Linked DNA regions of Homo sapiens: region 1 is linked to region 2. A link is an interaction called in ENCODE POLR2A ChIA-PET data of the cell type or tissue named here. Cell type or tissue: CD4-positive, alpha-beta T cell. All regions are shown on one strand. Links, peaks and the distances in the headings refer to the core of each region. The heading gives the core; the rest is flanking DNA.

What was found. Peaks named below come from ENCODE experiments on the same cell type or tissue, not always from the same donor. Only the 100,000 strongest peaks of a DNase experiment are listed, where the experiment ranks them.
Region 1: POLR2A ChIA-PET joins it to region 2 with 5 read pairs; 5 of 35 experiments call an interaction of 5 or more read pairs at or near these places.

What each region holds. Positions count from the first base shown.
Region 1 is chr14:99,232,947-99,237,334 of GRCh38, reverse strand. The region is part of intron 2 of BCL11B (BCL11 transcription factor B); the gene reads left to right. Among named protein-coding and RNA genes, the nearest start is that of BCL11B, 37 kb to the left of the region's middle. RefSeq lists an enhancer at 1-165. In CD4-positive, alpha-beta T cell, for the core only: no CTCF peak of the experiment used is centred there; DNase peaks (open chromatin) are centred at 1,514, 1,944, 2,274, 2,834 and 2 weaker places; H3K4me3 peaks cover 4,000 bases; H3K27ac peaks cover 4,000 bases.
Region 2 is chr14:98,198,600-98,202,987 of GRCh38, reverse strand. It overlaps LOC107987207 (a long non-coding RNA gene), which reads left to right. Exons shown (of 2, transcript XR_001750875.2): 2 at 1-995. Among named protein-coding and RNA genes, the nearest start is that of LINC02295, 65 kb to the right of the region's middle. In CD4-positive, alpha-beta T cell, for the core only: no CTCF peak of the experiment used is centred there; no DNase peak of the experiment used is centred there; H3K4me3 peaks cover 2,470 bases.

The sequences.
Region 1 (4,388 bases), core at 266-4,265, 1.0 Mb before region 2:
ATGATTGTTGGTATATATTTTACAATGAAATGGAAAACAAGTTCCAGTCATTGCTGGTTCCTAGACCTTGGTAATTAAAAGCTAAAAAAAAAAAAAAAGAAAAAAAAAGAAATGAAATAATACCTGTGGAGTGAAGGAATTTATTTTTTGAGTCACCCTCAACCCCAAAGACCTGTGTAGCTCTGAAATTGAGCAAACGAAGAAGTCTCCCTAGAATTGTTCTTCTCTATTCCTGCTGTCTCAGCCACTCCCCCTCTACACCCCCCACAGCCCCCCAAAAAAAGGGATTGAGAGAAAGACAAATGATGAGAGAAGGCCAGTCTTGTCAGGTGAACACCCAGTTCCTGTCTCATTTAAGGTTGCACTCCACTTCTTTCAAATAGGAAATTGCCAAAATGGATGTCATGGGCTGCTAATTAGATGTATTTTAACTGCAGGATCATTTTACCAGCTAATACTGTTATTATGTGCTTCAATGTGAACCCATGGTGGAGCTGTTAAAATATGAGCGTGCAGTCTTAGCAGACAGCTCTTGGAGCCGTTGGGATGGGTGGAGGGCGCTTTTCCTCACGGCCCTGAAGATCCCCGGGCCAGGCCCTGTGCTGAAGATCAGAGCCCTTTCAGCTTCTCAAGAGGTGCCCCCTGCTCTCCTAAAGACCATCTTCTCCTTGTGTTTAGACCAGGGCCTGAGCCTCCAGGAGGCCTGAGCTCTCCAGCGTCACATCCCCTGCCCTCTAGACATCAGGGTTCCCTCTGGACCAGCCTAGAAGTGCCAGATGACCACAGTTCATGCCTGTGCCTACCCAGAACAGGCAGGCCTGAATCTCACACACTGGAGTTTCAAGTCTGTGCTGGCTTCTCCTCCATCTTCCCTCTGTAGCAAACCGGAAAAAGAATCCTAATTTCCCGTTGGGGTGGGAGGAGATGAGCTAGGATCAGGATAATGATTTTTAAATGTGAGCCAGGCATTTGACTTCACGTTATTTCTTTTCCCCCTCACGCTCTTAATACTTAGCATTTTTTTTCTATCATCCTTAAGACAAAGTAGCTGGCAAAATATTTAAGTGATCAGAAAAAAATATTTTTATTTGCCCGCGTGCGAATTGGGTTATCTGCCTATCTTGTTTATGAAATTTGGCGCTGCCTTTCCTGCACAGTACGTTCGCCTCTCAAATCTTTCCCGGCTCCCATTTCCATATTTCTGCGTGCTTGTTCTTTGTTAATCACTTGGCAAGCGCTTATTTGAATATTAAAAATTTCTTTAATCATCAAAGGCAGGAGCACAGTCTCATGAATATTCATATTTTTCCCCCTCCTCAGACTGGATTCTAGTTCATTACCCTGCAGTAAAAGCCAAACAGCCATCAATCGCCCTCATTACAGGCTCTGGCGTTTTGATTGGCTGCCTGCTGCCCAGAGCTTTTTTTTAATTTTTTTAATTTTTTCCCCCTTCTCCTATGAGCTGTCTTGTACCTGCCAACAACCAAAAAAAAGAAAAAAAAATCAACAATGCAAGAATAAATTTCTCTGGTTGGAAAACAACTTTGCAAACTTGTCAAACAGTCCTTGTGGCTTGCTGCTGCCACCGCTGTAGCGTCCACCAGCGCCACCTCCTTCCCCCCGCTGTCCTTCCCCCACCAAAAAAAGAAAAAAGAAAAAAAAAAGAAGCCCAAGATAAAAGAGAGGGGGGAGAGAAAAATAAATAAATAAATAAATAAAAAGGGAGAAACTTGAGCCTCAGAGATGAATATTTGTCAAGAGAGTTGACGTAAGTTTCATTTGCATAATGACTTTGTACTTCTGCATTAATAAAATTTGCATATGAAGCCATGTTAATTACTCCTGATCATGCTTTTTGCATTCATGCATAGTAATTTTCTCCGACTTGTGAGAATTAATGTCTTGGCATGGGGGGAGGGGGCGCGGGGACTGTCAGGTTCCCTTGCCAGTGTCCCTCACTCACACGCGCTGCCTCCCTGGCTGTCTCCTTCCTTGATCTATGACTCATTTCTGCACTATCAGTAGGAGTTCTCAGCTTAAAAAAATGTATCAATTGAAAGGCACCAGTAGGGAGAAAAATACTCGTCTCCTGCACAGTGTATTCCAGACCACCTCTCTCCAGCTCTGAACATGGAATCTGTAATCCTCCCATTTGGGAGGGGACGCCCCAGAGGCTTCAGGGGTGGGGAAGGCTCGAATTCCCCCTGAAACCCGGATGGGGCTTTTCCAGGCGTTTTTGTGTCTCCACGCTCCTCGGCGGTGGGCGTGTTCGCTGGGTGAGTGCGCATGTGTGAGGAACGGAGCAGGAGCCTCTGCAAAGTCCCTCTAGAAGAGAGACGGGTGACAGACCCCTGTGGAATGCTTAAACCCATGAAGGCATCAAGAATGAGCTTATCTAGCATTGCCCTGTTTTGGAGCCTAAGAAGAGGCATTTTAGGGGCCTTATTTTTAGACTTTTTTTTTTTTTTTTTTTTTTTTTGTGCATAGACCTCCAAAGCCAGCGTTTTTTTGGGAGTGTCTTGCAGGTCTTTGCAGGGCGCTTTGCTATGCTCAGAGAACATCCTCTTGCTTTCTTCGCTGGGCAGCGATGATGCCTTGGAAAGGACCATAGGGAGTGGGGAAAGTTTCAGAATGGAAAGCAAGAGAATGATAGTGACCGTTTGGTGAGTTTCCTGGATCTCCGGCTCTGGCTCAGGGCTGACCTGACCCTTCCTTTAAAGTTGAGGGAGCTGAGGCTCTGAGAAAGTGACTCACCTTCAGTCACGAGGCCAGGAGACAGCCGAGGAGGAATTTGAATCCAGTCCTCTCGGTCCTCAAGGCTGTGCGGCCTGGGAGCTCTGGTGGCTTCCTCTGTGCGTGTGTGGGTGCATACCCTGTCCCACATCTCAAGCGCTCCTTAAGTGCTTTCTGGATTTCCCAGCTTCACTTTTAAAGGCAAATACCCCTCCTCTGAGGAAGGATGGGGGCTGGGAGGTAGCCTGGGACAGGTACTGAGGCTGTTTTTTCAAGTTGAGGTAAGAGTCACATGATGTACAATTGACCATTTTAAAGTGTACAATCAGTGGTTTTGGATCTATTCACAATGTCGTGCAGCCGTCACTCCTGTCTAAGTCCCGAGCATTTTCATCACCCCCCGAAGAAACTCTGTGCCCATTAGCCACCCCTCACACCCCTACTGGCTCCCCCCAGCCCCTGGCAACTGCTACTTTCTGTGTCCGTGGATTTGCCTCTTATGAACATTTCGTATCCATGGAGTCATGCCGTAGGTGGCTCCTTTCATCACTTTGGGCTTTTGCAGTAGCTTCAGATTTCTTGAGTTCCACCCTTGGGAAGGGCTCTGGGTTTGAGCTGCCCCGTGTGGAAACCTCTCCCAGTGTAGAAGGTGCTCTGGGAGCCCCAGAGAGGCCCTGTAGAGCTTGGGATTTGAAGCCCCTCTCCCGGCTGCCCCCCTCCCCTGCCTCAGTTGAGCCGGTCCCTGGAGCAGGTGGACTTCAGCAAGGTCACAATTGCTAATGAGACTCTGGGGAAACCTGTCCAGGGCGGCCTACCCCCTGACCCCTATGCAGGGAACAACGTGTGGTGTGTGACATCGCCTTTACAGACCCTGGTCTGAGCCCCACCTTGGACGTTTCCAGGAGAAGGGTGTGGCCAGATGCCTGTTTTCTACCTGCTCTGCAACGGTTCCTCCCACCACGGAGACAGAGTCAGCTTCTTAGCACCTGGGACAACCCTTACCAGGCCTCGAGCTGCTTCTGCTGGTTTCTCAGTAGTGATAAATGGTGCTGGCTGTGTCGTGGCCTCACCCAGAACCCAGGAACCAGAGCCTGGGTTTGGCCTTTGCAGCTTCCAATGGCTGGATTGAGCCCAGGGATCTCAGACTTCCGCCCACTATGTGGCCGTTGCTCTAGAGATCCCAGGACCCCTGGTCACTTACCCAGCTGCAGCCCTAGAGGGAAGCAGAGCATTGCGGGCTTCGGGGACACAACTGGGTTCCAGTCTCAGATCTCCCTAAGCCTCAGTTTTCCCCCAGTGGAATGTGGATCTTTTCTGAGCGAGGTGGCTGTCATGATGATGGATGACCCAGAGCCCTCGGTGGTCTGCAGGGAAGGCCTACATAGGGATTTGAGACCACCAGTGGACAGGATCAAATGCAGTGTCCAGTGCTGGAAGGTTCAGGCTAGGGCAGGCTTCCAGGAGGAGGCAGGTCCTGACCTTCCTTGAGGGATGGCACTAAATCTAGCATGGCCTTCCCCTCAGCATCTGAGGCTGAAACTGTTTACTGGTTCCTCAGCCACATCCTTCCAGGGCTATCCCCAGCTCAGAAATACCCTGGGCCCGAGGCCTCACCTAGTATGAGGTCTTTGTTGGTTCAGGGGGTTCCGAGCAGT
Region 2 (4,388 bases), core at 65-4,064:
TAGATTTATGTTCTTTATAAATCACCCAGTCTGTGGTGCTCTATTATAGCAGCACAAAACAGACTAAGATAGCAGGTACATACGGACAAACGGTATATGATTGTACACAGGTGAACATGTACTTAAACAGAATATGGTAGTGCACAAGCAAACACATGCATAAACAGTACGTAGTCACACACAGGCTAATGCATACATAGGCCAGATCATTTCCCACATTGGCAGTACTATGAAGGGGATGAAGATGGGCTCAGAGGATCGGGAGTGGATAGAGGTCCAGGGCAGTAAGAGCCACTGTAGATGAGGTGGTCAGGGAAGGTGTCCCTGAAAAGATTCCACCTGAACTGACACCAAAGGGCAGGGGTGGGCAGCGATGAAAAGGGCCCCTCTCTCAGGCAGGGAGCAGCAAATTCATTATCATTGAGGCAGGACGCAGCTTAGCATTGCTCAGGACAATATGATCAGTGTGGCTGGAGATCAGTGCACTTTCGGAGGTGACATGGATTGAGGTTAGGAAGACTAGCAGGTGTTGACTCCTCCAGGTCTTAATTTATAAGGGTAGCAGATCTGATAGGCTACTTGTGATGTGGTGAGCGCCCCATCAACTGGGCAATGGAAAGAGGGGCTGGGTGACCACTGATCAGCAATGTCGGAAGTGGGAGAGAGTGAGGAAGAAATTGAAGTGGAATGCTTTAAAGCACTGTCCGTCTTTGACATCAAGACACTCACTTTGCTGAGCTCAGAGACATCTGAAGTTTAATCACCTGCAGATTTGATTGAATGTATTTTGCCAATATTGAGGGACAGCCACCATGAGGAGAAGTGCCAGTGCAGCTGCCAACTGAGGAGAGGCCAGGACCTCAGTACCATGGATACAGCAAATGTGGACAGAGCCAGTGCCGTGGCTCATTTAGAGCCAGATGTGAAAGGCAGCTGGCTGTGCCTCCTTGCTTTGACTGCTGAAAACCATAAATAAATACATGTAAAAAGTTGGATGTTAGCTCTGTCATTATTTTACAATGATGATAGGACGTTAGAATATGAATGCAGTTTGAAAGATAGCACTGTCTTTGATACATCAAAAAGCCCTCTCCACTTGACTAGAACTTTGGAGGGACGCTACTAGGATAAACTCCTCCCTGCCTGTTCTCCTGATGTTGTATTACGATGACAGAAGCTCTCAATGTATCAACTTAATTTCAGTTCAAAAACCGTCTTAGTTCTGCCCTAGTGAAGTCAAATGGAGTTTTATCATTTTTTCTTGGGCATAAGATGCTCAATTTTCCAGAGGGAAAAAATGCAGAATGGAGCTGAAAATGTAATCATATTTGGGAGAAATGGGTAATCATATTCTTGTGGTATTAAAGACTTCTCTAAGAAAACTCTGCTACCAAGAATGGGGTCACAGGGTTGAGAATCCATCTGACACTGTGGAAGAAAGGCAATGTTATCCCTATCTACATTTCCAGAATCTGATATCTATTTTCTCCCCATTCGCTTGCCCATGGTATGGCTACATCTGCATCTATACAGTGGATTTTCCATCTACTCATCCTTCTTTGATCAGAGCTCAACCTCTGTGAGCTTTGATTTCCAATTCCTAGAATAGAGACAGGGTACTTGCCCCTGAGCCCCTCAATACCCGGTGACTGAATTCCCTCTGTTTTGGCTTTCGTGACACTGTCCAGGTACACTCCCCTTTAATGGAGACTTCTGAGTCTGCTCTGGTTCTAGAAAGGCAGTCTAAGTTAATTTCCACAATTTTCATTGTATTGGCAAAGAACTTGAGGCTTTGTTGTTCAAGAAACTTCCCAGTATCTATTAAGGGGCAGATCTATTTATCAAACCCAGACTTACAGATGCCAGTGTCCAGGCTTTGCCCTGTTCCCCATAATTGCCCCTAAGAACCATCTGTAGCACATCTGAGATGGAGCCACGGAGTCCTAGTCTGGCCTCCTGGAATCCACCCACTCCTGTCTGGGGAGCTGCCTGCCCTTTGCTGGCCCTTCTGATGAAGGCTCCACTCCATCTGGTGAGACCTGGGAGCCTCTGGTCCGGTTACCAGCTAGCCCTCCCATCTCCCATATCTTGAAGTCTGCTGGGAGGGAGGACTCGGGTAATAACCACGCTAATGACAAAGCGCTAACTGAAGACCCCAGTAACCTCTTGGTTTCCTCCCTTCCCATGGCCGTGGCATAATGAAGCCGGGCAGGCACTTGGGGAGTAATCGGATCCAGCTCAGGGTTAGCTAAGAGGTGGTTTGTGGTCAGGTGTCCAACAGATGGGTTCAAATTACCTGACTTTAATTTCAAGTAATTGGTGAGCTGGATTACCCTCCAGCTCAGGGGACCTGGAACTATATGTCTTTTACTATCAGCCCTGAAGGAAAAGGAGAGTCTGCTCCATGGGGGTGGTGAGGGTAGGGGTGGGAAAGGCCAGGGTCCGGACACAGGGGTATCCAAATGATTCCAGAGGCTGGGCCAGAGTCCCTCAACCTTCAAGGAAGTTTTCTAATGATAGGTTAAGATTCTATTGCAGAACTTGCAAAGACTTCTCTCCAGATGATGGAAGAGAGTTAAAATCATAAAGGGTGAGATTTGGTTATGTAATTCTCTCTCTTCTGGTTTTTTTTTTTGTTGTTGTTTTGTTTAATTACCAATATGTTTATGCAAATGCACATATTTCCAAATGCTTGTTTAGTCTGCTTGTGCATCTATTTATACTCTTAATAATCACTAGACTTTACTGGGGATGTCCAGGCACTTGGCTAATTGTTTTACATGTCAGAGCTTCTCCAATGTTCCAATGACCCTTATGGGGTAGAGACTCACAGCTATCACTTTACAGATGTGAATAGTGATAGTGAAAGGGGTGGATGGGCCTGCCCCTGGTCCATGGTTCCTCATGGAGAGCTGGATCTCAGCACAGTAAACCACCTCAAAGGCTCCATCCCTTTGTCTCTGCTGAGTGCAAGCTCTTCAACTCCTCTCAGGAAGATGACAAGGACTTTCATCCCAACGCCTCCACTCCTGCTCTCTCCCTAGTCTCTTCATCTTGTGTTCATTCATTTATTTATTCTTGCAAAAATCACATCCCCAAGTCTGTATTTAGCCTGTGCTTGACCTATATTAGACATTCAATAAACATTTTGAGGGTGAATCAATGAACACGAATGCAAGGGTTAATAAGACAGGGCTCTTCCATCAACAGGTTATGCATACCTGGTGAGAACAAAACTATAAACACATCCACGCACACCAAGATGGTAATTTCACAATATATAGTGATAAAAAGAATTGTGAGAAAAAAATGAAGCCACATTTGCAAAAAAGTGAAGTGCCTTACACAGCATTGGGTGCATATGTAATAAGTGGTCAGTGAGCAGGCTGGGTAGCTTCCCCAGTTGACTATTGTTTCCACAGGTGGGACATGTTTGCGTGTGCATATGTGTGTGTGTGTGTGTGTGTGTGCATGTGCATATATGTGTGTTTGTGTGAACAAATCTGTGCATGTATGTGTATGAGTGTTTGCCGTGTCTTTAATCTTCTGCGTTTTCAGCTGCTGGTCCATGCCTGGTCATATTCTTGGTACTCAGATTATGATGGATGTTTAAATAAATAAAAAACAAGGCCTGAGACCAAGTGAAGAGGCAGTTAAAATGTCACCCCAAAGCTTCCTGAGGGCTCTTGAAAGGCGGTCTGAGTTATTTTGTATTCTGTATTTGTGCTAAGAAGTGCTGTCTGACAGAGCATCTGGGAAGAAAACCAAGAGCAAATATAGCCATCTTGATCCTACCTGCTTGAGAGCTGTAAGCCACAGCTTTCAGAGAGATGTTCCAGTGAGAGAGAGGGGCTAGCTGGGAAAGAATTAGACTACAAACAGGGAAGTTTCATTGTCTGCAAAGTGGGGAGACTCCAGATTGTGTGGGGCTGTGGAATAATAATCTGACATCACCTGTGGAAGGCTCTCAGTTGTTGTCTGGTCAGTTGGACAGACCCTCAGCCTTGACCATCCTCACTTTGCACATCTGCAGCATGGAACCCACAAGGCATCCAATGGGGTTGCTGTAACTCTCAGATGAGGCGATGGATGTTTCCAATTGCTTTAGATTCACTGTCACATGCCACAAGAGGGCTGGCATATTTATTAATTTACAATGTATGAACTTGTAATATCTTACTGAATAGCAAGCGTGGTCCTTGCACCTCTAGTGCATTATGTAATCGCCATGGCCAACTGAACAATTCTCACATGAAGCTTGTCTACTTTACTTAGGTGGCCACTGAGAGAGCTCGGGCCCCCAGACAGTTAAACCACGCTGGGGCCACCTGGTACTTGAAGCACCTTAAGGGCCTTCATAAAACTGCTGGGTGACCACAAAACTAACC